Linked DNA regions of Homo sapiens: regions 2 and 3 are each linked to region 1. A link is an interaction called in ENCODE POLR2A ChIA-PET data of the cell type or tissue named here. Cell type or tissue: GM12878. All regions are shown on one strand. Links, peaks and the distances in the headings refer to the core of each region. The heading gives the core; the rest is flanking DNA.

The links. ChIA-PET counts read pairs that join two places held together with the same protein. Peaks named below come from ENCODE experiments on the same cell type or tissue, not always from the same donor. Only the 100,000 strongest peaks of a DNase experiment are listed, where the experiment ranks them.
Region 2: POLR2A ChIA-PET joins it to region 1 with 5 read pairs; 2 of 35 experiments call an interaction of 5 or more read pairs at or near these places.
Region 3: POLR2A ChIA-PET joins it to region 1 with 9 read pairs; 2 of 35 experiments call an interaction of 5 or more read pairs at or near these places.

What each region holds. Positions count from the first base shown.
Region 1 is chr18:49,743,585-49,754,431 of GRCh38, reverse strand. No RefSeq gene overlaps it. Among named protein-coding and RNA genes, the nearest start is that of ACAA2, 65 kb to the left of the region's middle. In GM12878, for the core only: no CTCF peak of the experiment used is centred there; no DNase peak of the experiment used is centred there; H3K27me3 peaks cover 172 bases.
Region 2 is chr18:49,526,557-49,537,403 of GRCh38, reverse strand. It overlaps LINC02837 (long intergenic non-protein coding RNA 2837), which reads right to left. Exons shown (of 4, transcript NR_183517.1): 4 at 9,878-10,126. Among named protein-coding and RNA genes, the nearest start is that of LIPG, 30 kb to the left of the region's middle. RefSeq lists a silencer at 5,998-6,169. In GM12878, for the core only: no CTCF peak of the experiment used is centred there; a DNase peak (open chromatin) is centred at 5,305.
Region 3 is chr18:48,718,455-48,729,301 of GRCh38, reverse strand. All of the region lies in intron 7 of CTIF (cap binding complex dependent translation initiation factor), which reads right to left. Among named protein-coding and RNA genes, the nearest start is that of MIR4743, 53 kb to the right of the region's middle. In GM12878, for the core only: no CTCF peak of the experiment used is centred there; DNase peaks (open chromatin) are centred at 4,251 and 5,241; H3K27ac peaks cover 310 bases.

The DNA.
Region 1 (10,847 bases), core at 1,964-9,963:
TTTTGATACATATGTCAGAACTATATGCATATGTACACCTAAGTGTGTGTTATTGTATGTGATTATACCTCAATAAAAAAGACTGCTGGAGAAAAGAATACTTCTTACAAAAGCAACAAAAATATAAAGAACGAATAAATAAATCTAACTGAAGATGTATAAAACATCAATGGAAAAAAGTACGAAACTTAATATTGAAGAAGTTAAATAGATATGCCAAGCTTGTGAATACAATGATTCAATGTTACAAAGATGTCAGTTCTGCCTAAATTAATTTTTGAAGTTACTGTACATTTCATATCACTGACAGTTTTAAATCCAATTAAACTTAATGTCAAGTATGTTGAGAAATGCTAACACATACACACTGCTAATAAAAGTGGAAAGAAATATCAAAAGTGCACATATTCTACAATCCAGCACCATCGCTCTTAGACACTTATCCTATCCCTCAGGTCTTCAAAAGGAAATATGTACAAGGATAGTCACTGCAGCATGATTTATAACAAAAGCAAAGACAAAAGACCTGGGAAACAGCCTAGATGCCTGTCAACCAGATGGATACATTGTGGTATTTTCACATAATGGAATACTATACAGCAGTGAACATGAATAAACTACAACTACATGTATCAACACATTGTGTGTGTGTGTGTGTGTGTGTGTGTAAATAAAATTTAGAAACACCTACACATGTAGCAAAAAAATAAAGAGATGCATGGGAATGATAAATAACAAATTAATTAGAGTGGTTACCCATGTTGGGAAGATAGGAAGTAAGGGAGGTTCAGTGCTTCTGCTTCTGGAAGGACTCTGGCCAAGGTTGTTGATGAGAGGAAGAATATGCCAGAGTTTTAATTGTATTTGTAACACTTTACTTTATAAGCTGGGTGATGGGTTCATGGGGGTGTATTACATTCTTTCTTATACTTTTTCTACATCTTAAGTATTTTATAATCATTCAAAAATCTTCACTGAGCCTAGATATTGACACCTGATATCAACCAACAGTTATCGTCCATCTAACTCAGGGATGCTGGGATTACAAGAAAGACAGGGCCCTTGCCATGACTCAGTTGTTAAGTTAGGCAAGATGCAACCCCCGGCTTATTGACTCTGAAACTGGAATATCAGACATCAGCATCAGCATGGGCAGGGATAAGCCAAACCTCTACCTCATTGCCACATAATCAAGTCTCTTGCCAGGGATCACTTAGGTAGCATGGAAAGTTTCCAGGGTTAACCTCAGAGGCAGTTTAAATATGCCCCTGCCCATGAGGGGGGACCCTCTTCCTTTTCTTGTGGGAAAACATGCAGAAGACCTTCCTGGGCTGTAAAACAACAACTTTGGCCAGAGTCCTTCCAGAGGCAGAAGCACCAGCTTCAACCAAAGCCATCTCCAGCCTGGAGACCTCCGGCCTGCAGGTAAGTGGAACTGGACAAGTGTTTGCTCAGCTCACACCAGGGAAGGCACATGCTTACTTTCTAGTTAGACAGAGTGCAGAAACATGAGGTTAACATGAAAATGGGCAAGTTAAATAGCAGATACCACTGCTATTTAAGGCACGACCTTTGCTGGGAATGCCAGATTGATGAGCCAAAAAGCAGTGCAGGCATTATAGTTTCCTGGACTTGGAGAAGTGAGCAGTCCCCTCTGGCTGCGCTATCCATTCTGTTCTTAGGCATGGCTGGGAGCCTGTCTCTGATTGGGGTATGTCTTAGAAGTGATTGTGTTCCTCCCTGAACACCCAACTCCATTGAATGGTTCCTGAAAAGGCCAGGGTTTCAGACCAAGTTGGCATCGCCTCTTCTAAGGCAAGTGATGACCAGAAACAGTCCAAGGCAGAGCTCTCAGTCAAGCTCAGCTTTGGGGCTTTGGTTCCCAGGTATCTGGAGATCAAGCATCCAATAAGGTACCCAAGATTCTGGTTACCACTTTCCCCAGTTCTTCCAGGGACCCTTGAATGGCCCTGGGCAAGTCACTTAACCTCCCCGTTTCTCCAGCTGTATCTCTACATCACAGTTATCAGGGGAAGAATGCAACAGGGGATGGAAAAGCACCTTCTGAAGTGTAAAGCAGTCTCCCACTGTGGGAGAGCATTGCCGGGAATCAAAGCCTTGAACTTAAGAATGTAGCTTTCCAAAGAGGATTGGGGCATCCGCTAATGGGTAGGAGAATTCTTTGGAGGCAGGGTGGACAGGAGGGCTCTGCGGGCCTCTGGGAACCATGCCCTAGGGATCCATCTATGGAAAGGCTAGCCCTGGAGAAAGTGCTGCTGGATGCATGACTGCTCAAAGTTGACACTCCAAATTGCCATCACCTGTGGAGACTTGTTTAGCAGGGCTGGGCAGAGCCAGATAATATTCACTTCTTTCCTATTGTCCAGAACAAAACCTGTCATCAACCTGTTCTCTCCACTGTCACTTATTGCTTGTTATTTGCTGTCACACACAAGCACACACATGTGCACACACATACACACACACATACAAAGCTACCACTTCCTGAGAACCTGCTACACCCAGGCTTTGGTTACATTTCATTGCTAAACCCTCACAACAACCCTTGCTACTCTCCGTCCCATCTTACACCAGAAAATTGCCACTCAGGAAGATTAAGCACCTCGTCCAAGGTGACATAGGCGGAAAGTGCTGGAAGAGGGATGTACTCCCAAATATGCATCAGCCACAGAATCGCCCTGCATTTCACCATCATGTGGTCTCTCCTTTAAAGTGATGATGACCATGAGCCAGTTTTCCCGGAGTGAGGATGGGGTGCTGGAGCCACCCACCCTATCCTGGCTGTCCCCACAGGGAGATTTGGGGTGGCAGCAGTGGGGAGGAGGTTGATGGCTCTGTCTGCAGCCCTGGAACACAGTGGGGCTGCTGAGCCCTACCGGGGTCACTGGCAGGGGACCCTCCCCTGCCTGGCTCACTGGCCATCCAAAGGGGAAGCCCAAATGCTTCCTGATCTGTGCCCAGGGCGAGCAGCTCAGAGACGGCTTCCAAACTCACAACCCCATTTCATTTGCACAGAAACTCCCTGAGGAGGCAAGACAGGGACATGATCTCTCTGGGCAGCTGAGGAGTTCAGGGTTCAAAGAGATGAGACATGGGAGAGCTGGGGCTCCAGCCTAGGACTTCTGACTCTTAGTAAAGTCAGTCGAGCTCTCTCCACTTGCCAAATGCCTCTTAGTAGAAAGCAAAGATAGACAAATTATCTGCCTCCTGCACTGATGTTCACCCAAAGTAAACCACCCAAGTTATGCCCTGAATACTGCCTCCAAGTTATTTTCTAAATTATTCTTAAATTCATAAAAATATATGAACATGTTCCTTGTAAAAACAATAAAATAAGTGTCGGGCACAGTGGCTCACACCTGTAATCCCAGCACTTTGGAAGGTTGAAGCAGGAGGATCGCTTGAGGCCAGGTTCAAGATCAACCTGGGTAACACAGCAAAACCCTGTCTCTACAAAATATGTATATTTTTAAAATTAGCCAGGTGTGGTAGCATGAACTTGTAGTCCCAGCTACTCAGGAGACTAAGGCAGGAGGATTGTTTAAGCCCAGGAGTTTGAAGTTACAGTGAGCTATGATGATGCCACTGTAACCCAGTCTGGGCAGCAGAGCAAGACTCTGTCTAAATAAATAAATATTCTGAAGCTAAAACTTTCTTTAACTGCCCTGAGCTCAATGTCCTTCCCACATATAACCAACGCTGCCAGTATGGTACATTTCCTTCCAGACTTGTTTCATTTATATTTGTACTCAGATATTAATAGAAAATACAAAGTATTGTTTTGTAGCTTTTTTTTTTTTTTTTGAGACAGAGTTTCACTCTTGTCACCCAGGCTGGGGTGCAGTGGTACCATCTCGGCTCACTGCAACCTCCACCTCCCGGGTTCAAGAGATTCTCCTGCCTCAGCCTCCCAAGTAGCTGGGATTACAGGCACCTGCCACTACACCTGGCTAACTTTTGTATTTTTAGTGGAGAGGGGATTTCACCATGTTGGCCAGGCTGGTCTCGAACTCCTGACCTCAGGTGATCCGCCCGCTTCAGTCTCCCAAAGTGCTGGGATTAGAGGCATGAGCCACTGCGCCTGGCCTCCACCCAATTTTTTACAAAGGTGCAAAAGCCTGTCAATGGAGGAAAGATAACCTTTCACCCAATGGATGTCCAATGGAGCAATTGGACACCTGTCCGAAAAAAATGAACCCCAACCTCAATCGCACATCTTATACAAAAATTGACTCAAAATGGGTCACAAACTTGAACATAAAGCATAAAACTATACAACTTTTAGAAAAAAATAGGAAATCTTCAGGGTATAGAGCTAGGCAAAATGTTCTTAGACTCAATACAAAAAGCATAATCCACAAAGAAAACATTGATAAATTGGGCTTCATCAACATTTAGAACTTTAGACTGGGAGAAAATATTTGCAAGCTGCATATCTGACAAAGCACTAGTTACTAGACTATATAAAGAACTCACAGCAGTAAAATAAGACCAATCAATCGAACAAGGAAATGGGCAAAACCCACAAAGAGACATTTCACTGGAGAGGTGTACAGATGGCAAACAAGCACAAGATGTCCAACATCACTAGCTACTGGGGAAACGTGAGTGAAAACTACAGTGATATGTCACTACATGCCTATCAGAATGGCTGACATAAAAACAGTGGCAACACCAAATGATGATGAGGATGTGGAGAAACAGATCGCTCATATGTTGCCGGTGGGTACGTCAAATGTTACAGCCACTCTGGAAAACGGTTTGGCAGTTAGAAACACTAAACATGCAACGATAATACTACCTAGTGATCGCACTTTGGGGCATTTATCTCAGAGAAATGAATACTCAAGTTCACACAAAAAACCATAAATGAATGTTTATCATAGCTTGACTTAAAATAGACCCAAACTGGAAGGTATTCGTCCCTGGGTATGTGATTGAACATGCTGCGGTTCATCCATGCCACGGAACAGCAATAAAAAAGAAAAAAACTATTGATAAGCAACCTGGGTGAATTGCCACGGAATTAGGCTGAGTGAAAAAAAGCTAATCCCGATAAATTACGTTACATGATTTCATTTAAATAACCTTCTAGACATGATAAAGTTATGGAAATGAATAACAGATTAGCCATTGAGAGGGATTAAGGAGTGCCGGGGTGCGAGGGAAGTGGGCGTGCCTGGTAAAGGGCCGCGTGATCTTTGCGGTGATGGAAGTGCTTTGTATCTCAGCTGTGTCAGTGTTGATATTCTGGTTGTGAGATTGTACTACAGTTTTGTATGATGTTACCTTTGGGGAAACTCAGGTAAAGGGTACAGGGGTCTCTCTGTATTATTTCTTCCAACTGCATATGAATCTATAATTATCTCAAAATGAAAAGTTTAATTAAAAGGAGAGTTTGTCCATCTGACAGGTAAAGCATAGCATCTCTTGGTTTCAATATTTAATGAGGTTGAGCACTTGGGGCATTGTCACTCGGGAGTGTTTGATTATGTGGTAATCAAATTATGAGACTTCAGGCCTGGTGCATTGGCTCACACCTGTAAAGAACTCTGGGAGGCCGAGGCAAGTGGATCACCTGAGGTCAGGAGTTTGAGACCAGCCTGGCCAACATGGTGAAATCCCCTCTCTACTAAAAATACAAAAGTTAGCAAAGTATTTGCTGTAATCCCAGCTACTGGGGATGCTAAGGCAGGAGAATCACCTGAACCCGGGAGGTGGAGGTTGCAGTGAGCTGAGACTGCACCACTGCACTCCGGCCTGGGCAACAGAACAAGACTCCGTCTCAAAAAAAAAAAAAAAAAAAAGACTTCAAACTTTTCCTTTCCACTCTGTGTGTCTGTGTGTGTGTGTTTGTGTAGAAGGCCTTCTTTTCCCCAAGGTCATCAATATATTTTATATTTTCTTCTAATGTATTTATAGCATTCCTTAATCTATCCCCCATTTATCTTTGTAAGTGGTATGAGGTAAGGTTGCAACTTATTTTTTCCTCCTAATAGATAACCAACTTTCCCAACACTGAATCATATTTCCTTTCCTACTGACTGGAAGTGACATTTCTTATAAAATACTAAATTCCTATGCATATGTGAATTTGTTTTTCGACTTCCTGTTTTGTTCCATTTGTGGAAGAAACAAAAGGAAGAAGAAAATAAACTTAACCCAAGGAATGTAAGTCCCTTTAAACCATCAGGCTCAGAGAGGCACTGGAATGAATCAGCAGCCACATCCATCCCCCTTGAGCTAAATAATTACCTCTTGAAGCCACTTGTTAAGGGGCTCTGGACTGACATTGAGTAGCTATAAGATGCCACACGTTGGACGCCTTAACTCCTACCCTGTAGTTCAACAGTGTATAGCCAATCACAAATCATGTTATTTCTGTCAACCAATGAGAATTCCTATCAAACAACTTCGTCCAGCCCACTCCTGTTCCCTTTAAAAATCTGCTTGCAGCAAAGGCTATGGGAGCACGCCCCAGGGCAACGTGGAAGTGTGTCCCAGGCAGCTGTCCTCACTTTGGCTCAACTAAAGATGCCTCAGCCTCTTCCTTTCAGGTCAACACATTAATCCAATTGTTTATTCCTGTGCTGAGAAAATGATGTATTTCTAATATATTTTTTTCTAATAGTTTCTAACATATCTTTGTAGCTCACTGTTCTTTCTTTAAATGGACTTGGCTATTACTGTATATTTATCCTTTCACAAGATTCAGAATAAACTTATCAAGATACAAAGTTTCAAAACAAGTGTATCAGAAAAATAAACACTATTTCTCCTCTCACACGGTCAACACTCAACACTTCACCCCAAAATGTGTGGGGATATCTCTCCATCAGCAACCAATGCCCTGGCAAACACCAAGTAACTGTACTATAGTTTAACTTAATTCTGACACTGTCTGCCTGGAGATACCATCAGATCCCACACGTTAGGACTTAGTCCCACAAGACTGCCCCCCAATGGGATTGTCAGTTCAGATGCCAGTCACAAGTAGTAGGTTGTCACCTATACTTCTAACCAATCAGTTATAAATCAGGGTTCCCACTACCCCTTCCTTGCATTAGATTAATTTACTAGGATGGCTCACTGAACTCAAGGAAATACTTAATGTTTACCAGTTTATTAAATGGGATATTACAAAGGATACAGATGAACAGCCAGATGGAAGAGATGCATGGGGCAAGGAATGTGGGAAGGGTGGGGAGCTTCCCTGCCCTCTGTGGACTTGCTGCCCTCCAGACACATCCATGTGTTTGGCAACCAGGATGCCCTCCAGACCCTGTCCTTCTGGATTTCTATAGAGGCTTCCTTACTAGGCGTAACTGATCAAATAATTGGCCATTTGCGATTAACTCAACCTCCAGTCTCCTCTCCCCTCCTGTATTAGTCCATTTTCACACTGCTATAAAAAACTGCCTGAATAAAGAAAAGAGGTTTAATTGACTCACAGTTCTGCATGGCTGGGGAGGCCTCAGGTAACTTACAATCATGGCAGAAGGGGAAGCAGGCACCTTCTTCACAAGGCGGCGAGAGAAAACAGAATGAATGTGGGTGGGAGGAAATGTCAGACACTTACAAAACCATCAGATCTCGTGAGAACTCATTATCATGAGAACAGCAAGAGGGAAACTGCCCCAATGATCCAATCACCTCCCACCAAGTCCCATCCCCAACGTGGAAATTATGGGGACTACAGTTTAAGAAGAGATTTGGGTGGGGACAAAATTATGGGGATTACAATTTGAGATGAGATGTGGTTTGGGTGAGTCAAGCCACCGCACCTCCCCACAGGTGGAGGAGGTAGGGCTGAAAATTTCAACCCTCTAATCATCAGCTAACCAGCTCCCATCTGGCAGCTAGCTGGGGGCTTGCTGAAAGTCACCTTATTAACATAAACTCAGGTGTGGTGGAAGGGGCTTTTAGGAATTTTAAAAGACACTCCTTTCACCTGTATCACTCTGGTGCTATTTCAGGAACCAGGGACAAAGACCAAATGTAATAACAATAGATGCTCCTTTTACCTTTACCACTTAGGAACTGACAAGCATTTTAGGAGCTTTGGCCAGGAGTGAAGACCAGAATATATATTTCTTCTTATATCACAATATCACACCCTGTCTTCAAATACAGTCACATTCTGTGGTAATGGAGGTTACGACTTCAACATACGGAATTGGAGAGGACACAGTTGAATCCATAACACGGCAAAATCCTTCTCAAACTTCAAGGCCTTCCCCACCCTGCCTGCATGTTCCAGCCTATCTCACCTTTCCAAATGGCCATTTCCTGGGACAAAACAAATGACCCCTGTCCTGCTCAGCCACAGGTTGACTCCTATCCTCCTTGCAGTATCAATCACAGCACCTCTAATGATCTGTTCATGGGCCGGTCTTCCCTACTGCACTGTGAGCAACTTCATCTTAGAAGCTACTCCCCTTCAGCTCCTGGTGTTCTGTGTATTAGGGAGTCTCCCCTCTTTGGGTCTCTGATCATCCATCCAAATGAGAAAAGCGAGGCTTACACTTGTCAACGCTCTCGGTGCTTTGCCTCCTGCAGCAGGTGCCGGGCATGAGCGCCAGAACAGTGTTTGCTCTCAGCATGGTCACCGGACCTTTGCCCGAAGGTGGACCATGCAAGTGTGAGTGTCTGCAGAGATGCAGAATCACACACAGCTGGACTGAGACTGATGGAAAGGGAATGTGCTCTGGGTCAGGAAGCACCCATGAGATGGGCCTTACCCCAGGAGAGGAGGTGCAATCATTTTTAGAATAGGCTAGAATGTTCCCATCAGACCTGTGCTGACATGAAATCGGCCTCTTCACTGTGTCACTTTCACAGGTGAGGCAGGTTCAAGTTCACCGCCTGCACAGCTGACCTTTCCTTGAGGACCATGGACTTCTGGTGATGACGTCTTTTCCATGGGCCCTGGGAAACAGAGTGGCACTAGTATGCTGGTGTATGGAGAAACTGCCCAAGAAGTGGGTGACAATGGAACTGGGCCCAACCTGCCCTGTGGCACTGCCTCTGATCTTGGCCCAGCCCCCTACAGCTGGCCACCCTTTGGTCCTGCCTTCCCTCCACACAGCAGCTGGGGCATCTGGTAGAACTTGAAGCATATGCTGCAGACACCAGATCCCTACCTTCAGGAAACCTCATATCTGAGTCACTTAAGCTGGGTGTGTGGTGCAGTTCCCATAAGCAGCTGGCAAAATGGGAGGGTCAGACAGTGAAGGCCGTGGAAGAACAGTCCCTTCCTCTGTCCTGGGCTAACTGCACTCCCTGATGTGGACAGCTCCTGTTAGTCCTGACCACCCTTCCTTCTCTTGGAGGAAGACTTTCCTTCATTCAGGTACTTACACCCCATCCCCAGCCACCCATGTGGCTCCAGTGGGGACCACCCATCATGGTTTCCCATCCCCCTGACCATGGGAGTGAGCACTTGACCCAAGATGGGCCAATCGAGGTTCTTCCCTGAAGGTGTTCACGTTAACATCAGAAGAGACTCAGCTCCATAATAATGTTGAAGATGATGTTAAAAGCAGCTGTAACACTTAGCAATTATGAACAGTGAGCACCCACTAAGTGTCAGCACTGTTGCATCATCCTCTTTAATTTCTATAGCAGTCATGAAGTAGATTCTGTGATTACCTCATTTTACAGATAAGGAATCTAAGGTCAGAAAGGTAAAGGAATTTGCCCGAGTAAATGGCAGAGCCAGAATTCAAACCCAGGCAGTCTATCTCCAGAAACATCACTCTCAGTACCTCACACACTGCCTCTTTCCCGGGGGAACTGCCAACCCAAGGCGTGCAGAGGCTGGCAGCCATGCTCCCTGCTGTGTGGGAAAGCCGCATCCAAGCCAATCTGCAGAGAAGCAGATATGAGCGATGGAAATCAGAACTTGGCAACATTTGAGTCCTTAGTTCTGCATCCTTTTTCTCCTTTCCCATCTCTTGGTTTGGTTACATGAGGCAATAAATAATCTTTTTTTTTTTTTTTTTTGAGACAGAGTCTCACCCTGTCGCCCAGGCTGGAGTGCAATGGTGTGATCTCGGCTCACTGCAACCTCCGCCTCCTGGGTTCCAGCGATTCTCCTGCCTCAGCCTCCCAAGTAGCTGGGATTAGAGGCACGTGCCACCACGCCTGGCTAATTTTTTGTATCTTTAGTAGAGACAGGGTTTTACCATGATCTCTTTTTAAAATTATTATTATTACTACTATAATTTGAGACAGGGTATCGCTCTGTTACCGAGGCTAGAGTACAATGGCATGAACATGGCTCACTGCAGCCTCGAACTCCTGGGCTTAAGTGAGTCTCCCACCTCAGCATCCCAAGTGGCTAGGACCACAGGTGCCTACCACCACACCTGGCTAATTAAAAAAAAATTTTTTTTATAAAGACAGGGGTATCACCATATTGCCCAGGCTGGTCTTGAACTCCTGGGCTCAAGCAATTCTGCTTTGGCCTCCCAAAGTGCTCGGAGGTGTGAGCCACCGTGCCCAGTCAGTGAATGATCTCTTTTTCCTAAGACGGTTCAGATAGAAGCTCTGTTACTTGCATCCTGCCTTGTGACCCTATCTCCTACCTGCCCACCTTTCCATCATTGTTGTGGTTTTCCTTCTCTTTATCTTCCACCTCTCCCCACCCTGACCCCTTTCACAGGTCCACTAAATTGCTAAAGCCTCACTCTGCCTAATAGAAACACCCCTTTCTCCTGTGAAGTCTGCACAGCTGCACCTTCCCCTCTCCTGTCATCCCACTCCGGGAAGAGCTGCCTCACTGGTGTCATCATCTGCTCCTTCCCTTGCCCTTCACTGCCAGG
Region 2 (10,847 bases), core at 907-8,906, 220 kb after region 1:
AGATTGCACTGCTTAGAGAGAATCCAAAATATCAGCAAAGCTTTTTTCAGGAGTTGCTGAAATATTAATAAGTCATTTTTCCAATTCAGAGATTCCCAGCTGAGGAGAAAGTACTCTTACAAAGGAATGAAGGCAAAACTCTTTTATATGATTGGGTTTGGGAGATGGGGGTGGGTGTCCTTTTATGAGGGGTCACTTCATGTACAAGTGGCCCTAAATTAAGGATTTCACTAGCATATAGGAGTCTCATTATACCCTCTTCTCTTTTGGAATTTGGGAAAAACTGACCAGCATTTAATATCAACAGACCTTAAGTCTGATAAGAAACACTACTCTCTCTGAAGCCTGCTACCTGGAGGCTTCATCTGCATAACAAAACTCTGGTCTCCACAACCCCTTATCATAACCCACATATTCCTTTCTATTAATAACAATTCTTACAACAAATTGCCAATAAGAAAATGTTTAAATCTACCTGTGATCTGGAAGCCCCTACTTCGAGTTGTCCCGCATTTCCGGATTGAATCAATGTATATCTTACATGTATTTGATTGATGTCTCATGTCTCCCTAAAATGTATAAAACTAGGCTGTGCCCCAACCACCTTGGTCACATGTTCTCGGGATCTCCTAAGGGCTGTGTCACTGGCCATTGATCATTCATATTTAGCTCAGAATAAATCTCTTCAAATATTTTAGAGCTTGACTTTTTTGTCAACCATTTTAAGACCAGAATGTTTAACAAGTGAGATTCTCAATCTAGCCCTGTAATCACGAAGCAACTAATCTTTTTTTGGCTTACACATGTAAGCAAAAAATTTATTTTGCCAAGGTTAATGACATACCCAGGAGGCAGGTGTCTGTGCCTTTCTTCAAAGATAATTTTGAGGGCTTTAATATTTAAAGGGGAAAAACAGGCTGGAGAGGAAAGAGGGAGGGTATGGTAATCCACGTGTTGCAAGAGAAAAGGAACAGGTAAGGGAATAGTCAATTATGTATTCATCTGCTCAGTAAATCGTGAGATAAGATGAATATAGAGGAGCTACCTGTTGAGATATTCAACATTTTATCTGTAGCTATCTACTTAGAAACAAAAGGAAAGGCAGTTTCTTACGTACTCAGCTTTCAGCTTGATTTTTTTTCCTTTTGTCACAGTGAATTGGGGTCCCAAGTTTTTATTTTCCTTTTATATTCCTCCTCTGTTTTCTTTTGAAAATCTTTTGGAGAAAACATTTTAGAAGAAAATGAGTCACTGGTCTTGGATTTTGCCTGATCTTTCATGGCTAAGAGAGTTTATTCATAGACAAACAGGTCCTATGTTGTTGGGAATGCTCATTTGGAACAGGTTGTGAACTCTCACATCCTATGAAGAAAAAATAGGGGAAGGAAAAGAGAAAACAGAGGGGAAAAAGGAGGCAATAACCAAAAAAAAAAAAAGGAAGAAAAATCCCGGAAAACTGATACAGGCCATATTACTCTGAAGTCCACACATCGGTAGGCAGATATGAAAATGGTTTATGTATATAAATAGGTTGCTGTCATTTTCTTCCAAAGTTTAATTTGTCTAGCTTCAGTATTTCAAATCAGGAAAAATGGGGAGCAGGAAAAACAAAGAAAGAAAAAAATTGAAAACATTATTTTAAGACTTGTGGACAGGAAACATTTCTGGATTCAGTCCAAATTGTAGAAAATAATAAAAATTGGAAAACACTGCACAAGGCTAGAATCTAATAACATGTGTACTATACATTATTTTGAAACATAATTTTTCTCTCTCCAATTTCCCAATTTTATTAAAGACAAAATCATAGTAGGACCAGTTTATTTGTAAAATAAGTTTTAGCCTTATTATACTTGGCTTGATTATTTGCATAAAGTGCAGCAAGAATAATCATTTGCCATGTAGACTCTATTTTTTTTTTAAATTGACTTTGCTGGAAGCTTTTCCTCAAGGCATCTGAGATTAGACCTTTTTAAAAACCTCAAGCTCAGCCTGGGTGACTTCCTCTTTTCAATATCCCAAGAAAACTTGGGATTCCTGGGCCTGTCAGAAACCAACATTCTTTACTTGTCACAGGTCAGAACCCTATGAAGGACAAGGTATGGGGCCAGTTTTTCTGAAGGGCTTTAATTGGCTCTATAGGTCAACCTCATTTCCTCAAGGCAATCTGAAAATATGCCATTCCAGTCAAAGACTTGGGAAAATAACCAGTGTCTCCAGGTATGGCCTGTAATAAAAGAAAGCAGGTTCCTATGGAACTTATACAAATAAGTATATTGCCATAAATTAAGAACACTCACAAATAGTTTCTGAATTTCAGAGAAATTAGGTAGAGAGAAATAAATTATGTTGAATTTTGCTTGCTAGAATACACTTTACTCAACGTTAAAAACTGTAAATAACTTAAAAGAAGAAAAAGTTTTCTTCACTCTGAAAAACAAAACAAAAAGAATCAGCAAATGTGTTAAACAAAAAGTAATGAAAGATTATTTCAGGCTTCTGTTAGTTTAATCCATGCAATTAACTTCTGTTCTTCCAATATTGGATTGACAATCCTCACGAATACATCAGCTCTCCATGAGAGTCCTGGAAGTTTTTCTCTCTATTCCAATGGCACAATCTCTAAAATTATCAGAGTACTCAGAGTTCTATAGTTGATTATAAGCCACTCTATAAAAGGATCAAAGTAAACAACAATTGTGGATGACAAAGTCTTAGAACAGCCATGGTTAAAGACACAAATGACAAGGAAATTTGGTTACTTATGTGGCATGCAACAATTTTAAATAATAATCATAATACTACCATAATGTATACTAATACATATCAGAATTATAGGAATTTCATATAGGAATTTCATATACCTTCATTTGGAAGGCATACTAATAATACATTTATATAAATATAATCCAAAGAAGGTTAAACACCATTTCATATTTAATAATGTTTTCTGTATGCTTTTGTTATACCAAATAAGCTGAAAATGTCTCTTTTGGACTTCAGAGGACCTAAATTCAAAAAATTAATGAGGTCAAAAGGATCGAACTTAGAATTTGATTTTGGAAAGTTGGTCAAACATAAAAAGTTTTAAAAACATTTGATATCACAAAATAGGATCACAAGTCATTGTAAAATAAGTCATTTATTTAGACCACATTATAACTCAAAGATTTCCCAAAAAAAAAGAGGCAGAAATCTTTATTCTTTGAGAAAGGAGACTTAATTTCCTAAATAATAAGCCTTAATAAAGACAACATGAGGCCAATTATATCTCTCTTAAATCTTATCAACAAATCTATTACATTTTAATCATCTTGACCATCAGATATAATTTTCATAAGCCTTGTTATAACTGTTTGTAATTTTTTTTTTTTTGAGACAGAGTCTTTCTCTGTCACCCAGGCTGCAGTGCAATGGTACAATCTCAGCTCACTGAAACCTCTGCCTCCTGGGTTCGAGCGATTCTCCCGCCTCAGTCTCCTGAGAAGCTGGGATTACAGGCATCTGCCACCAAGCCTGGCTAATTTTTTGTATTTTCAGTAGAGACAGGGTTTCACCATGTTGATCAAGCTGGTCTCGAACTCCTGACCTCAAGTGATCCACCCGCTTTTGCCTCCCAAAATGCTGGGATTAGAGGTATGAGCTACCACACCCAGCCTATTTCCCATTGTTATAATTTATCTATAATTTATAAAGTTGTAAAATAGGCTGGGCGCAGTGGCTCACACCTGTAATCCCAGCACTTTGGGAGGCTGTGGCAGGCGGATCACCTGAGGTCAGAAGTTCGAGACCAGCCTGGCCAAGAAGGCAAAACCCCCTCTCTACTAAAAATACAAAAATTAGTTGGGCATGGTGGCAGGAGCCTGTAATCCCAGCTACTCGGGAGGCTGAGGTGGGAGAATTGCTTGAACCCAGGTGGTGGAGGTTGTAGTGAGCCGAGATCACGCCACTGCACTCCAGCCCAGGCAACAGAGCAAGACTCTGTCTCAAAAAAAAGTGGGTTAATTCTCCAAGAAAACCTTGTTAATCCGACACAGGGACCCAGATGCTGGTATTGTATCAGTGTGCCTTTGATATTAATGTTTAATTTATAGAAAAACTCTGAACAATTTTCTCTCTCAAAATCAGCCCTTACAATCTCATGTGCCTACCTCTTCTGCAATAGTCTCTGGGCCTAGAGAAGTTGAATAGTTTTAATTTTTGGCCCAGTGTCTCATTAACACAGTTTATTTTGATTGGCATCTTCTCTGGATCTGAAGATGAGGCTTTAACTGCTGTCAGTGTTTAAGGTTTAGCAGGATTTGAAGTCCTTTTTAGACCCAAGAGTCAAAGCCCTATAACTTAACAGCACAAGGACTTTAAAAGCAATGTAGAAAGTTATGTAGATGTGATAGCCTTGGTTTTTTCATCTTAGTTTTCCTAAGCAAATCAAAACTTAATGACGATGATGTAGGAATTATTTCAAAAAATGTAAAATCTGTTTGTTAGGCCAGTTACCAAACAGCAAATGAAAAGACCTTCTGCAGTGTGATTGTTTTTCCCTACAGGGAGCACATTTAGATAACCTGCAAGTCAAAACTCGTGAAAATGGTACTTGAATTAGTTAGAATAGGAAGACTGTGTCTGGGGTCATAAGTGAAAATCTTTGATTTCATAGAACAATTTAAGGCCAACAGCACAGAATGTTACATTGGAAGAAAATATTTCCTTCAGACCTTTAAGATAAAACATTTTAGCATAAGGCCACAACAGCAGTTAGAACCTGCAGAGATTACTTATGAAAACTGCGATAGTTATCATTTAAAGTTATTTCCCTGTTAACCATTTTTACAGCCTATGAATTTCAGTTGTTTACGTAAGTAGGAACCTTGAGGTTAAATAAATGGACTTTTTTTGCCAATAACTCAGAATCTCATTGTTTTCATTAAAACAACAACATTAAAGGTAATTCTCTTTTGGGCTACATTTATAGCTTTATAGCCCTCATGCCAAATTTTGACACCTTATAATATCTAGCAGAGATAAATATAAAACCACTTGACCAATAAATCTAAACAATAATGTATGTTGATAATTCAGAAGGCATTTCTAATTTTATTTTACCAATCATTTTTAAACCAGCTTATTTATTAAAGATTTGTGAGTCATGTGAACCTGAAAACGCATTTGAGCTTAAAGTCTCTATTTTTCTGATAAAAGATTTGATTTAAGTGCCTCTTTTTTTCTTTAAGCTAATTAGAGCTCTTATATATTTTGGGTAGTGAAACCGAGAGAAGAGAGACAGACCCTCTCATATCGTTTTACATTGTTTTATACTCAGAAAAGAAAAGAAAAGTGAAACAAAAGTCAGGTAGCCTGGTGCCTAGGAACCAGACCCGAAGCCAAGGAACCAGACCCGAAACCAAGCCTGGGCCCGCCTGACCTAAGCCTGGTAGTTAAAGATCGACCCCTGACCTAACTGGTTATGTTATCTATAGATTCCAGACATTGTATAGAAAAGACATTGTGAAACTTCCTGGTTTGTCCTGTTTCACTCTGACCACTGGTGCATGCAGCCCCGTCACATACCCCCTGCTTGCTCAATCGATCACGAGCCTCTCACGCAGACCCCCTTAGAGTTGTGAGCCCTTAAAAGGGATAGGAATTGCTCACTCAGGGAGGTTGGCTCTTGAGACAGGAGTCTTGCCAATGTTCCCAGCTGAATAAACCCCTTCCTTCTTTAACTCGGTGTCTGAGGAGTTTTGTCTACAGCTCGTCCTGCTACAAAATGTATACATGACACAGATACACAGATGTATCAGACACACAGGTAGAAGTAGATTCATGAGACTCCCTTTTGGCCGGACGCAGTGGCTCACATCTGTAATCCCAGCACTTTGGGAGGCTGAGGCAGCAAATCACTTGAGGCCAGGAGCTTGAGACCAGCCTGGCCAACATGATAAAACCCCGTCTCTACTAAAAATACAAAAATTAGCCAGGCATAATGGCAGGCACCTGTAATCCCAGCTACTTGGGAGGCTGAGGCAGGAGAATCACTTGAACCTAGGAGACAGAGGTTGCAGTGAGCCAAGATCGTGCCACTGCAGCCCAGGCAACAGAGCAAGACTCCATCTAAAAAAAAAAAAAAAAAAAGATTCATAAGACCCCCTTTTTTTGAGATAAGTTCTCATACTGTGTCACCCAGGCTGGAGTGCAGTGGCACAATCATAGTTCTCTGCAGCTTTGACCACCTGGGCCCAAGTAATCCTTCTGCCTCAGCCTCCTGCGTATCTGGGACTACAGGCATGTGTCACTATACCCAGCTAATTTTTGTATTTTTCATAAAGATGGGGTCTCCTTATGTTGCCCAGGCTGGTCTCAAACTCCTAGCCTCAAGCAATCCTGTTGGGAACAAGCGCCCCAAAATCTGGCCTTAAATGGCCCAAAACTGGCCATAAACAAAATCTCTGCAGCACTGTGATATGTTCATGATGGCCATAACGCCCACGCTGGAAGGTTGTGGGTTTACTGGAATGAGGGCAAGGAACACCTGGCCCACCCAGGGCGGAAAACCACTTAAAGGCATTCTTAAGCCACAAACAATAGCATGAGCGATCTGTGCCTTAAGAACATGCTCCTCCTGCAGTTAACTAGCCCAACCTATTCCTTTATTTCGGCCCATCCCTTTGTTTCCCATAAGGGATACTTTCAGTTAATCCCATTTCCCATAAGGGACACTTTTAGTTAATCAAATATCCATAGAAACAATGCTAATGACTGGCTTGCTGTTAGTAAATACGTGGGTAAATCTCTGTTCGAGGCTCTCAGCTCTGAAGGCTGTGAGACCCCTGATTTCCCACTTCACACCTCTATATTTCTGTGTGTGTGTCCTTAATTCCTCTAGCGCCACTGGGTTAGGGTCTCCCAGACCAAGCTGGTCTCAGCACAATCCTCCCATCTCGTCCTCCCAAAGTACTAGGATTGCAGGCATGAGCCACCGCACCCAACCAAAGACCCCTTTTTTTCCTCCTACTTTAAACTTCCAATTCCCTGGGTTTTGTTTCTTTTCTTTTCTTTTTTTGTGAGACATTGTCTCGCTCAGACAGGCTGAAGTGCAGTGGCAGGATCTCAGCTCACTGCAACCTCCACCTCCTGGGTTCAAGTGATTCTCCTGTCTCAGCCTCCTGAATAGCTGGGATTACCGGCATGAGCCACCACGCCCAGCCAAGACTTCCAATTTTTTGATAACCTGTTTCATTACCCTAGGCAATTGTCAGTAAGACAGCCCTAAATGTGCAAACTAAAGCAACAACTCCTAGGTGAAAATCAGATAGCAATATTTATATCTCCAAGTAGGGAGAGAGAGAGTGTTGGTGCGTTACAGGAAGATTAAAAATGCCTGGCAAGTCAAACATAAAATTATAGAAATCTACCACAGGATTGTATAAGGAGACCATTTTTATTTAGATAAGTAGTTTTAAACTCAGTCTCTGTCTTTTAACTGGATCTCTGAGCTCTAAGCAGAGCTCACAGGGAATCCTGGGTCTCCAAAAAAAGAGCTGTCGTGGGACTAGGCCATGTAATGCTTTTACAGTGCACTTTGTTACAGAAACGTTTCTCTAAGTGTCTAAACCACACCCTTACTTATCTTAAACACCCAAGAGTAGCCCCTGTTGTAATAACCATAAACCAACAAGTATCTGAGACAAGTCTCAATCAATTTAGAAGTTTATTTTGCCAAAGTTAAGGACATTCCCGTGACACAGCCTCAGGAGGTCCTGACAACATATGCCCAAGGTAGTTGGGTTACAGCTTAGTTTTATACATTTAAGGGAGACATAAGACAGCAATCAATACATATAAGATGTGCATTGGTGGGACAACTTGAAGAAGCTGGTGGTGGGGGGTAAGATTGGGCTTCCAGGTCATAGGTAGAGGCAAAGATTTCCTGACTGGCAATTAGTTGAAATAGTTTATCTAAAGATCTAGAATCAATAGAAGGGAATGTCTGCATTAAGATAGGTAGTTTTGGAGACCAAGGTTCTTCTTATGCAGATGAAGCCTCTAAGCTTCAGAGAAAATAGACTGTGTTTCTTATCAGACTTAAAAAGTCTGTTCTGGACCGGCACCGTGGCTCACACGTGTAATCCCAGCACTTTGGGAGGCCAAGGTGGGCGGATCACCTGAGGTCAGGAGTTTGAGACCAGCCTGGCCAACATGGCGAAACCCCATCTTTACTAAAAATACAAAAATCAGCCAGGCCTGGTGGTGCATGCCTGTAATCCCAGCTACTCAGGAGGCTGAGGCAGGAGAATCACTTGAACCCAGGAGGTGGGGTTGCAGTGAGCCAAGATAGCACCCAGTGCACTGCAGCCTGGGTAACAGCAAGACTTCATCTCAAAAAAAAAAAAAAGTCTGTTCTATCAGCCTTAAGGTCTCTGCTTTAATGCTAATGCAGGGAGAAGGATATAATATCCGACCCCCACTTCCCATCATGACCTGAACTAGTTTTTCAGGTTAACTTTGGAATACCCTTGGCCAAGGGGAGGGTCCACCAGTTGATTGAGGGGCACTTAGAATTGTATTTTTGGTTTACATAACTATTTTAGTCAAAAGAAAAATCAGACAACACAATAAAAAGCAAGCAGTTTAAGATCCGAGCAGAACTTGTCTGTTCGTCCTCTTGGGATTCCATAAGGAAACACAGAGGAAAATTCCCCAAAAAGGAGTCTGGCACCTTCTCTGTTTTCTTTAAGGAATCCCAGGCTGTCAGAAATTAGTTTAGGTTCCTCATGCAGTAGAGGATGGCAAAGGAAGGAGAGACAGGCAGAAGTAAGTGGAGAGAACTGGAGAGAATAGAATTCAGTTGACTGAGAATTTAAAAAAAAAAAAAAACTTTTTCTCAAAAAACAAGATCCTGGGAGAGAAAAAAAAAGTGTAAAGTCCTTTTAAATATGCACATATACATAATGGATATCAACTTAGAAGTTTATTTTGCCAAGGTTAAGGACAATGCCTGGAAGAAATAAACATGGAATCACAGAAACAGTCTGTGGTCTGTGCCTTTGTCCAAAGATGATTTTGAGGGCTTCAGTATTTAAAGGGGAAAAGTGAGCTGGAGGGGGAAAAGGGAGGGCATGGTAATCCAGGTGTTGCAAGAGAAAAAAAGCAGGTAGGGGGACAGTCGATTATGTATTCGTCTCGCACTCAGTAACTGGACACGTTATATAAGATAAGGTCCCTGTGGAGATATTTCACCTTTTATCTGTAGCTATCTGCTTAGGAACAAAAGGCAGCTTCTTGCATGACTCAGCTTTCAGCTTGATTTTTTCCTTTGGCATGGTGAATTGGGGTCCTGAGTTTTTGATTTTCCTTTCACACCTGTTTGAATAATGGAGCAGGGAATCTTTTATGGAAAGACAACGGGGATAGCTTCTAAAGTTTTTCAGCCATTTTTCTGGCATATTTGGGCCACCCTAGAAGTACCACTTGCATGACTGGCAGTACTTCCTCAGGCGTATCCCATCCTGCTGTGGCCATCCAGTTACTTGCCTCCCCAGGTCCCATCTCATGTCTTATCCTGACACAAATTGGGAGGTCCAGAGTCACGGGCTCCTGTGAGAATTCTAAATTCCTCAGTAAATTTTTTGAGGTTTTCTCTAAGGTTTGGAAAATCTTTTGCTATGACTCTGAGTTCAATTTTTCACCAGTTTTTTTACTCCGTTTTGAGCAAAAGTAGTTATAGGAACCAGACATGGCTGTTCTGAGGGCCTAACTTCCCATCTCTCATCATCTTCAGGGTATAAGCATAACTGGGCAAAAGGATCAGTAGGTGTAAGCTGAGAAAATGGGTGTACAAATATATTGAGAATAAAGGGCGGAAATGGTCAAAGTTATGTCAGTTACCATATAATTATTTTTATTTTCGTCTTTAATTCATCTCTTAAGCTTTTCAGTTTCCTTATTTGCCTTTAGAAAGGAGTCTTTTAGAGAGGCAATTTTGTAACCAATCAACCTTTTAGAAGCCTCCCTCTACCAAACAGGAAATGCATCCCATTGTTTCTGAGACATGTGTGATCCCTCCTTTTCCAATATGCTCCATAAATGAACAGTTTTATCCAGCTCAAAACTTCTCATTGTTGTGAACCTAGGAATTAAGTTTTAGTTTAAAAAAAAAATGTTTTTAACCCATCCCACTGCCACTTTAAATGGTCTCTAGTAAGGTGCATTCATTTCTCTAGAAAACCACAGGTTTGGGGTCCATAATTTCTGAACATATTATTGGCTTGTGTTCTGGACAGAGGACTCCCAGACTCCTTAGATGCTGATGAACACATCATACCTTGTCCCTCTAAAATTTTACCTACCCGAAGCCTCCAGCTGAAGCCAGTCCAGTTCCCACTGAACACCCACTTCAACCTCTGGGTCCAGTCAAAAATAAAATTACTCCTGTAATCCCAATACTTTGAGAGGCTGAGGCAGGAGGATCACTTGAACTCAGGAGTTCAAGGCCAGTCTGGGCAACGTAGCAAGGCCCCCATCTCTACGAAAAAATACATTTTAAAAAATTACCCAGGCATGGTGGCATGTACCTGTAGTCCCAGCTACTCTGGAGGCTTGGATGGGAGGATTGCTTTGAACCCTGCTTTGTCCAAGGCTGCAGTGAGCCATGATCACACCCCTGTACTCCAGCCTGGGTGACAGAGTGAGATCCTGTCTCAAAAAATAAATTAATTAATTAAATAAAATAAAATTACTCAGCCGGACACTGTGGCTCATGCCTGTAATCCCAGCATTTTGGGAGGCAGGCAGATCACTTGAGGTCAGGAGTTCCAAACCAACCTGGCCAACATGGAGAAACCCCATCT
Region 3 (10,847 bases), core at 1,765-9,764, 1.0 Mb after region 1:
TGTGTCTGTGTGTGTGGTAGTGGTGGTGGGGGGAACGTGGGTGTGTATCTTGGAAAGTTTCCTTTTCCCAGAACTATCTGCTGGACCCCCTGGGTAAGAGGGGTGTTCCAAAGTTCTGGCAACAGCATCCCCTGGCTTCAAATCTTCCCCAGGCAGGAAGCGTCTTCACTGATGCCCCACCATGGAGAGGGGCCATGGGCAGGAAGGATGGAAGCGCAGAGGGGAGGACAGGATGAGGAGGGCATTTGTAGAGAGGTTTGAAGTTGAATCAGAACACACAAAAACCCTCAACCCATTCAAAGCTACCGGTGAGTTTCACTAGATCATTTAAAGTGGGGGGAAAAAGCAATGGTACAGGAAGGAACTCAAAACAGATAAAGGTGGCTCCCAGTGGTCCCCACCTCCTGACACTCAAACTCTTGTTTAGTCCCTTGCCACATCACGGTTAGTCTGTGACCAATGGAATATGGCAGAAGGGATGGTATGTTGCTTTGAGACCAGGTTACAAAAGATCCAACAGCTTATCTCTCTCTTTCCTTCTCTCTCTCTCTCTCTCTCTCTCACTCTCCCCCTCCCTCCTTCACAGGCCACTCACTCTGTCATGAGCACCCTACAGAGAGGCCCACGTTGCAAGGAAATGAAGCCTCCAGCCAACAGCCAGTGAGGAGCCAAGGCCTGCCAGCAACCACATCCGTGAGCTGGGAAGTGGCTCTTCCAGTCCCATCTGAGTCAAGTGTCAGATGACCGCAATCCTGGCCAACAGCCTGACCACAATCTCACGAGAGACCCTGAGCCAGAACTCCCCAGCTATATAGCTTCTGGATGCTTGACCGTCATAAACTGTGTGAGATCATAAGTGCTTATTTTAAGCTGCTAAATTTGGGGAGTAATTTGTTACACAGCAAGAGATAACTAATACAGCTTTGGGTACTTGGAAGTAGGGTGCTGCCATAGTGAAACTCTGCAATGTGAGAGTGGCTTTGGTACTGGGCAGTGGGCCGGAGCCAGAAGCATTCTGGGGTGATTCTTAGTGAAAACTTCAAATGCCATGAAGAGACCACTGGTAGAAATATGGACTTTGAGGAGACTGGTGATGGGGGCTTTAAGGGAGGTGAAAAATATATTATTGGGAATTAGAGGAAGGAGGATTTTTATTATGTAGCCCCAAAATGTTTAGCAACATTGTCTCCTACAGATATGTGAAAAGCAGAAAATGTACTTAATGACTTGCATTATCTAAGGAAGAAGTTTTTAGCCAGGGTCCTGCAGGGGCTGCCTGGTTTCTTCTTGCTAGGTAAAATGTGAGAAGAGAGAGACAAGTTAAAAGAAGGGCTGTCACAATAAAAAAAAATCCAGGACTTGCTAGTTTTGAAGAGTCCCAGACTGTCCAGATGGCAAATGATGCTAAAATTAGGAAATGACTTCTGCGTAAAGATCAAATCCAGGCACTCTCAGGAAAGCATAGTCCAAAGATGAGGTGGAGGGTGTGGCTATGAAGTCTTTGTCAAGATCTTAGAAAGTTCAGCGGTGCTGCCTCAGAGTACTATTCAGTCAGACCAAAAGCTCTGTAAAGATTTTAAGAGATGTTAAAGATCTTCTCAGTCAAACAACAGAGCTTCTAAGAAGCTTAAGGGCATTGTCCCTCAGCAGAAGCCCAGCGGAGAGAAGGGATGGTCTTGAAGAGATGTGTGGGTGGGCTTTTATTTGGTGGAACAGACTCAATAGGATCACAGAAGACCCATAAAGTTTTTCAAAGGATTATTTCAGTGGAAACACAACAACTTGGACTGGAAGGGAGAGACACAGTACAAAATATAAAGAAGCTCTTGGACCTCCCAAATTCTACCAGCAGGAAGCTATCTGAGCAACAAATCAGCTGCAAAGACATGCTACCTTTCATAGAAAAGGAAGGATGACTCAGAGGCAGAACCAAGAGCCCAGAGTATTCACTGGGCTCATGACTTGCTGCAATCTCATGAAAGACCCTGAATGCAGAGGGCGGAGACAGCCTTGTAGAATAATTCCTGGGCAGGAACAGAACTGAGTTCTAATCAAGAAACTTCCAATATCTGCCTGGCTGGATTTCAGAACTGCTATGGACCAACAATGTCTATGTGCTTCTTGTTTCCCCTCTTCTTGAATAAGTGTATCTAAGGCTGTTACCCTATGCCTGTCCCACAATTGTATGTTGGCTACGTGTGTGTGTGTGTGTGTGTGTGTGTGTGTGTGTGCAGCTAACTTGCCTCCTTAAATCTCAGGCCTACAGATCAAGAGTGAACTGTACCTGAGGTGCTGTACTTAAGGAGATACACCCAAAGAGCGTCATCTGCATCTGAACATGATCTAGATGATGAGACTTTGGACTTGGAGCTGATGCTATAATCAAATGAGACATTGGGAGGGGTGAGACTATTTTGCATGTGAGTCACTGGGAATGAGAGGGTGGGTTGTGGTAGTCAGCCTCTAAGATTGTCCCCAGTGATCCCCACTTTATGGAATTTATATCCCTGTAAAGTCCCCTCCCACACTGTACCAAGGTTAGTCTATGTGACCAACAGAATATGGTAGAATATGGCATGTCACTTCCAAGATTAGGTTACAAAGCATACTGCAGCTTCGATCTTGGTGTCTGTCTGTCTGCTTGTCTTCCTGTCTGTCTCTCTTGGATCATACTCTGGGACAAGTCAGCTGCTATGTCATGAACAGCCCTATGAAGAGGTCCACCTTGTGACCAACAGCTAATGAGAAACTGAGAACTGCCAACCACCTTGTGAAGGAGGCTGTTCTCCAACTGCTTGGGCTTTCTCCAGCCCCAGTCATGCCTTCAGATGCCTACACCCCTGGCTGACAGTTTGACTACACTCTCAAGGGTGACTTTGAGCTAGGACAACCCTGTTAAACTGCTCCTGGATTCCTGACCCTTGGAAACTGGGTGACATAATAAATATTTGTTGTTTTAAACTCTACGTCTTGGAGAAATTTGTTACACAGCAATAGATAACCCCAATACAAACGTCCAAGCCAAGCTCCATTTCCAGCAAATTATCATTGGAAATGATGATTAGCAGAGTCCTAAAGCAATCACATGCACACGTACATATCCACAACTATAAACATAAACCGAACATGTGTGATTCAAACACAAATATAGGCAATAAGTCCTCAGGTTTGTGTTGCCCTTGGCATTTTACCTCCTTTCTGAGCATCACCTCATTTGAACTGCAGAACACTCTTACAAGGTGGATATCGTATTTTATAGTTGAGCAACATGCCTCAAAGAGGTGAAGGGATGTCTTGAGGCTACATATCTAGTGACAGGACTCGAATGAAGTCTAGGCAACTCAGCATTCTCAAAGGACCACCTACACATTAGGCTGGAATAAGGGCCCTGGTGTGGCTCCTGTGATATGACCTCCAGGCAACAAAGTCAGAGGCAAAATGTGGGTTTGCCTCAAGTGGGATGGTTTTAGGCTCTTAGGAGCAAAAAAATCTGCCTTGAAATAACATGACATATACCCACCCTCACCTACCTCCCACACGTGGGAGCTTCTCAGTGTGCCAGAAACTAAATCATTCTCTTAACTCTGGGTAATCACTGAAGGCTCAAGTGAAAATGCAAAGTAACATGCCCTGGGTTACCATTAAGGGTAGATCAACCACTGACACACCAGTTCACAAAACGGGATGCAGGAGCAGTAAATCTGGGGTCAAAAGGGGCCGCATGAGAGTAGAGGAAGGTGGGAGCTCCTCCTCATTCTCACCCTAAGGGGGTGGTGGGAAGGCAGAAGGTGGCTGTCCTTGACTGCTTGTAGAGTAAGGAAGCACAGTCAAAATACACCGGGGCTGTCTCCCGGAAAGGGCGCCGAGGCTCCCCTGCCATCCTAGGAGGGGCGTTGGGACAGGAATTGGGATGGTGGAGCCTTGGGAGGGAATTGGCCTTTGTGTGCTCTGCCTAAAGAGGCCCTGATGATCACTGTTCCTACCCTACCCCTGACTGAGCACCGCCAGCCCTCCTGAATATCAGGGCACAGTCAGAATCCTGCCCTCTAAGTGTCTCACCCCAGCCTCCGCCCAGCCTCTTTGCACCGTGGCTGCAGCTCACAGCTCAAAGGCAGCAAGCTTCCTGCTCAGGGTGACCAGGCCGAGCCATCTGCTCCCTGACATGCAGAGCCAGTCTGGAACACGTGTTTGCTGTGGCCACACAGACCACCAGACCAAACATGCACACCACCCCAGAACACATTTTCTCTTTCTAAAAACATTTCTCATCTTTGTTTCAAGTTCACACATGTCTTTTCTTGAGTTCAATGTCAGTCCTGACAAGTAATAAGCCTAAAATTAGATCTTTTGTCCACCAAATCCTCCCCTTGAAGCTGAAAGACAGAGTTCAAAGCCAACACAAGGGCAGTCGTATTCCTGCAGGCGGGTGTCAATGCAGATAATGTGGGCTCCAGGCAGCAGCTTCTGTTTTGGGCTCCTCTATCCACCTGCTGAGGTGACTCAGGATCCCGGGGCTTGCCCTCCAGACATGAATGAATGTGTGTGCTGGATGCTCTCCGGCCCTCTGCCCTTCCCTAAGTCCCTCAGTGGCCGCACCTGCTTCAGGTGAGCCCAGGAGCTCACACACAGCAGGGAAAGCTCTCAGTCTGTGTCAGGCTGGACCCCGCCCAGCAGCTGTAGGGAAGGTCAGGGAAGAGGATCAAGGGAGGATGAATGAGGCCATGAATAGTAAGGGGTGGAGGAGTAGGAAGGAGTCAGCAGAACCTGCAGAATCAGAGGAGGCCAGCAGGAACAAGAGGCAAGGGAGAGGGACTGAGGTACAGGGGCTGGTCAGTGTTGGGAGCAGGACAGAGACAGGCCTGTTCAAAGAACAGCGAGAAGACTGGGGTCTGGAGAGCACAGCGAGTGAAGACAGTGGGTGGGAGGGTAGGTGGGGACAGAGCTGAGGGCAGGTGGAGCAGGCCATCTACAAGGAGCAGGGGGTCAGGGAGCGCGAACCAGTTGAGGATTCCAAAGGCCTATTTGAAAGGTTAGAAGCTGTTTGATAATGCCATCCCACAAGTTGTTGGTGAGTCTGTGTCCACCTACAAGGGGGACCTAAATCCTGGTGCCCAGGCTGTTCATCTGTCCAGGCCTACTTGGAAAGAATGGGCAACCCCATCCAGCCCATAATTTGAAGGGCATTGAAATCCCTGCAGGTGCTTAGAGACATGGAGAAGGTGGCATATGCTGCTGCTACAGAGATGACTACACCAAGCACCCAGGGGACAACTTCATCTTAATTTCCCCCGTGGGTGCTAAGTACAGGCATCGCCTCTGGGAACTTGAGGGCCTATCTTCTTGAGCTATTTTATTTCTGTTTGCTGGTGTCTTGCCTAATTGAGTCCCTGCATCACTTTTGGAAACCAAGGCCTCCCAAAATATTCCAAACTGTAATAGAGGCCACCTTGGCTTCCCCAAAACACATGCATTGGAATAAATGGCTATAATTAAATTACTGGGAAGACTCAGAAATAACTCTTGGAGTTCAGGGTAAATGCCGACCCAGGAGGAAAGCTCCTTGGTATTTTTAAAACCTGTGCCCCTGTCTCTCCTGGGGAGCCCTGAGGAGTGAAAGGCACCCTCATGCTCTGGGTTTGTCCTCTTGGGAGTCAGGGGAGCCAACAGCTGGAGGAAGCTCTCCTCTGGCCGGGCTGCCTCCCCACCCCCTGAGCTGCCCACCACTCCAGAACTCACAGAACTTTCCCTCTGGGTGCTCATCGAGTGGGGTCCCCACAATCTGGGAAATCCCTGGTCAGTTTCGAGGGCTTCCTAAATATGTCTATTCATGAATCATCCAGACAAGGAAAGTAATCTATGGGCAGGACTGACCTAGTGCAGGTGGGGAGAAGGTGGGAGGGTGGGTGACCCTGTCTGAGGGTCTCATCTGAAATCTCATCATTCATTCATTCATTCATTCATTCATCCCTTTGAATGAGGCAGCAGCCCTCCCCTAGTCCATTTGACATGACAGCCCCCTCACCCCAAAGAGGACCATGCCGTCTTTAGCTCCCCGTGCATGTGAGTTGATCAGGTGGTTAACAGGGGGAGTATGTAGGAGGCAGCCAGGGAGGGGCCCAGCAGACGGAAGCTGAGTCTGCAGATGGGGAAGGAGGGGGTCCCAGAGCAGTGGGTTGTTAGCAGCACACGCCTGGAAGCCAGGCTGCTTGTGTCGCTTCACTTTTCTGGACTAGTGACTTTCCTCATCTGTAAATTGGAAATAAAAATAGCATCTCCTTCCTAAGGTCATTGGGAAGACTATATGAGCTAAAGGGTGCCCTGAATACAGTGAGTGCTCTGGAAGTGCTTGTGAATTGCTGAGTGACATCCAGGCTTGGCAGAGGGTGGGCCAGGCTTGCCTGGGAGTCTAGCGAAAAAGACCCTCAGAACCAGTGGGATGCACAGCCTGCTACATCAATGAGTACAGCCAAGTGCTTACACCTATGAGCGCCGATGGGTATGGCCGGGTGCTTACACCTGTGAGCGCCGATGGGCACAGCCGTGTGCTTACACCTGTGAGCGCTGATGGGTACGGCCGGGTGCTTACACCTGTGAGCGCTGATGGGTACGGCTGGGTGCTTACACCTGTGAGCGCTGATGGGTACGGCCGGGTGCTTACACCTGTGAGTGCCGATGAGTACGGCCGGGTGCTTACACCTGTGAGCACCAACAGGTATGGCTGGGTACTTACACCTGTGAATCTTGCGGTCCTGGGCAGCATACGATCTCAAGAGGACAGAGAGGCTGGGTGCTGTGGCTCATGCCCTTAATCCTAGCACTGTGGGAGGCTGAGGTGAGAGGATTGCTTGAGGCCAGGGGTTCAAGACCAGCTTAGGCAACATGGCAAAACCCTGTCTCTATAAAATAAAAAATAAAAAATTTAGCCAAGTGTGGTGGCACGTGCCTGTGGTCCCAGTTACTTGGGAGGCTGAGGTGGGAGGATCACTTGAGCCCAGCAGGTCGAGGCTGTCGTGAGCTATAATTGTGCCACTGCAACTCCAGCCTGGACAACAGAGTGAGATCCTGTCTCACAAAAAAAAAAAAAAAAAAAAAAAAGCACAGGGCCAGGAGTATGAGGCTTAGCCTAGTATGACTGTGTGCCAGATCTGGGGAAGGAAAAATATACACAGGGGCAGCAGGCATGGCTGCCTTTCTAGAACCTTCTGGACAGGGCACATGGGCTGAGCTGAAGATACACGAGACACTGGTTATTTGCACTGAAAGCCCTGGCCAGCCTCCAACATGTCTTTCAGAACTGTCTTTCCCATCCCATGGTTAAGGAATGGAATATCCCTGAGAAGTGTCCCTTTTCATCTTCACCTCGCACTCTCTCTAATACATTGTAGAGCTGAAATCAGAGCCCTATTTTATAGCTGAGAAACTGTGTACCCTTAAAGTGTAAGAGAATTGCTCTGAACCACACCACAAGTATGAAAATCCAGATTCCATGACTTCTGGTCCAGTGTTCTTTTCTTCCTGCACAGGAGTGAGTGTCAGGACAGAGAGGGGGGGATGCACGTTCTCTGAGGTTAGACTCAGAGCCGCACACAGGGTCAGGACTTCCCTCGTATCTGCCATCACATGGCATCTAATGGCATCCCTGTAGTCTGCACAATGGTGTCCTTGGGGACATAAGAAGAATGGTTTGTCCAGGGCCCAAGATCCCCTGGCTGGTGAGAGATGAGCTCGTCTTGAAGCCAGTGAGCCTCGCCCTGGGCCTGGGCTGCCCACCAGACACACTGTCCCCGGGGAGGGCTGGGCTGGCTTGGTGCCAGAGGCCAGGTTGCTTGGGGCTCCGGAGAGGAATGAAGGGTTGGGTGTTAGTGTTTGTGAGCCAATCCTCAAATGCCTAGCATTTCAGTAGAGACTAGACCTCTGAGGAGGAATGAAACCAGCTTGGGTGGCTGGTTCCCAAGGCGTCCATTCTACGTCCCATCCTAGACGCAGACCTTGGGGAAATGGCATTTATCTCTCCAGGGCCAGTTTCTCAGGGAGCAGCCCTCCTGTCCTGCAGGTAACTAGACATGTGCCCCTACGTCCTCTTCAGTCACCTTTCTTGTCATTGGGTCTCCCTTTGCTATTTAGGGCTTAAGGGGTCTGAAGGAATTCTAATTGCTGGGGAAAAGGGGATTATTGTGATCGAGAAAGAGTAGTACTCTGCTCTCCAACTGTGGGCACAGAACTAGGGGATGCCCACTGCCTGGTGGGCACAGGGGGTTCCAGGGCTCTGCCAAAATGAGCTGTAGGCAACCTCTTTTCTTACCCATTTGTCCCCCGCGTGGATGTGGGTCCCGATGGGAGAGAACCCCCAGAGCCTTGTATTCCCATGAAGTGTGATGCTGGGAGGAAGTCCTGAGCATGGGGATCGGGGGAAGGTATATCCCTCATGGGTGAGTTGTGGGCCAGCCTCAACAGGGCCACTCTCTGCAGCTTGTTCTGCCCAGGAGTGCGGCCTGAGGCAGCTGCACTGTGCAAAGGATTATTGGGACCATCATGATTTGTACAAAGCGTGGGGCTTTCTCTGGGTGTATCAGGGGCTCCATTTCAATCAAGCATGGACCTGGACATCTGGCTTGAAGAAATGAGCTGCTCTTCTTTTCAAGAGAGAGCCTGCTTGGGGGTGGGCGTGAGGGAGGAGGAGAAGGATCCTAAAAATAATTCTTATCTGACTCATTTTGCTTAGAATCTGACAGGGCTGCCTGCCAGGTGGGGGTTTGCCTGTCCCATTTTCTTATCTATCTTTAGCAGGGACTTAATGAGGGCAATTTCCTTGCTGGGATGGAAAGACAAACCGTGGGCAAAGTGAGCATAGATCTGTCTCGCGGTCCCTGGGCTCGGATGACAGGATGGCAATGACAGTCACTGCAGGGCTGAGCTGTCTGCGAGGGCCTCAGCAACAGTGGCATCCCAGCATGGTGCAAATGAAGCAGTGATAGGCTCAGTCAAACCATGCAGGACAATGACCACTGGAAGAAGCATCCCCCCCGTCCCCATCTCATCCCCTAGCGAAGCTACCACCACACACGAACAAGATAAATCACTCAGACCTAAGATCCTGTTGCCTACAACATACTTCTTTATCTTCAGCATCTCTCTACTCTGTTTTAAAGAGCAAGTACGGTCACTTCTCATTATTTATGGTAGTTGCATTCCATAAAGTTGCTGCAAATACTGAATTAGTGAATACTGAACTATTACTCCTAGGGGAAATGCGGGGTTTGGTTCCTGCAAGCCTCTGGTCACAACATTTTCACCACTGGATCAATACATAACCTCGTTTTGTATGTGTTTCTGTTTAAAGAAACCTTATTTAATACATATTGTTGATTTATTAACATTGAACTCACGGCCAACAGCACTATAACTCATGCCTGAGTGATGCTTATCTAACACACACATTTTCTCCGGAAGGCACATCACAGCCTCCTTGCGCTTAAGAACAGTAGACGGCACTTCAGTACTATGTTTAGGAGCCATTTAAAATAGCAAATTCACCAAGGAAAAGCACAAAAATGTGAAAAACATGGCAGTAAACAGAACCATGAGAAGGGTGCTTGCTTATACTATGAGAGCTGAAACAAGGAGGCAGAGTGTTACTTTGGCCTGGACTGGGATCTTGCAGGTCAGGCAACTCAAATTTTTCACTGTTTGTGTGTCAATGACTGACTGCAAAAACACCATGAGTATTGAGTGCGGTGTTACAAATAAGTTTTACAAGTAGGCGAATGTGCAAATATGAATCAATGAGTAATAAGGATGGACTGCACTTCCAAAAGAGCTATCTTAACAACTCATGTGAATGAGCTGATGTATAGATATAGGACTCCGACTAGGTTAATTCCTCATCAGTTCCCGGTGGGCAAGATCTGGGGGACCTGGTCATTTTTGTAGGATGTGGGACTCTATGACTGGTAGAGTGTTCTGAGGTGCTAAAAGGAGCAGCAAGTTCCAGATAGCAGCTGTGACTTAAAGAGAGGGATGTCGAGAGGCACTTGGTATCCCCCAGAGTCCTTGCCCATGAGCCCACATGTGAAAAGGAATGTGGGGCCTCCTGTAGTCACAGATGACCATCAAAGCCTGGGATACAGAAGCCACAGCAGTGTCAAGGAATGGGGCTTAAAAATATTAAAGACAATTCTAGAAGCATATTTTCGTATTGAGAGTGAGAAGTCAGAGGGACACATGAGGCTACTGATGGGGCAGACAGCGTAGAATTAAGAGGTGGCAAAAAGAAAGCAGACCTCTCCCACTCCAAGTTTGCCTTCTGCAAGAGAACAGGTACCAGCCCAGAAAAGGCAGCTGCAGTTGCCGCATCTGTCAGACGCTGAGGGCCTGGAAGACTCCACGGAGAGCAATGGGTGCTCTGAGTGCTCACCTTCATGCCTCGGGAATGGGGCGATATTGATATTGATTGGAGTAAAAGAAATCTTTACATGAGGTCATAAATGGCCCCTGACCATGTCTGAGGAATCCTGGAGAACAGATATAAGGGTTAATTTCATGTCAACCTGACTGGGCTAGGGGGTGCCCAGTTAGCTGGTAAGACATTATTTCTAGGTGTGTCTATGAGGACATTTTCAGTCAGTAGACTGAGTAAAGATCTCTCTCCCAGTGTGGATGGGCACCATCCAATCCGCCAAGGGCCCAAACAGAACAAAAGGCAGAGGAGGGGTGACTTCACTCCCTCTTCTTGAGTGGCGACATCCATCTTCTCCTGCCCTTGGACATCCCATGCTGTAACACATGGTATGCTTACGGTCACGCTGGGAACCTCATACATGCTCCTGTTTCTTGGCCTTCGGACTTGG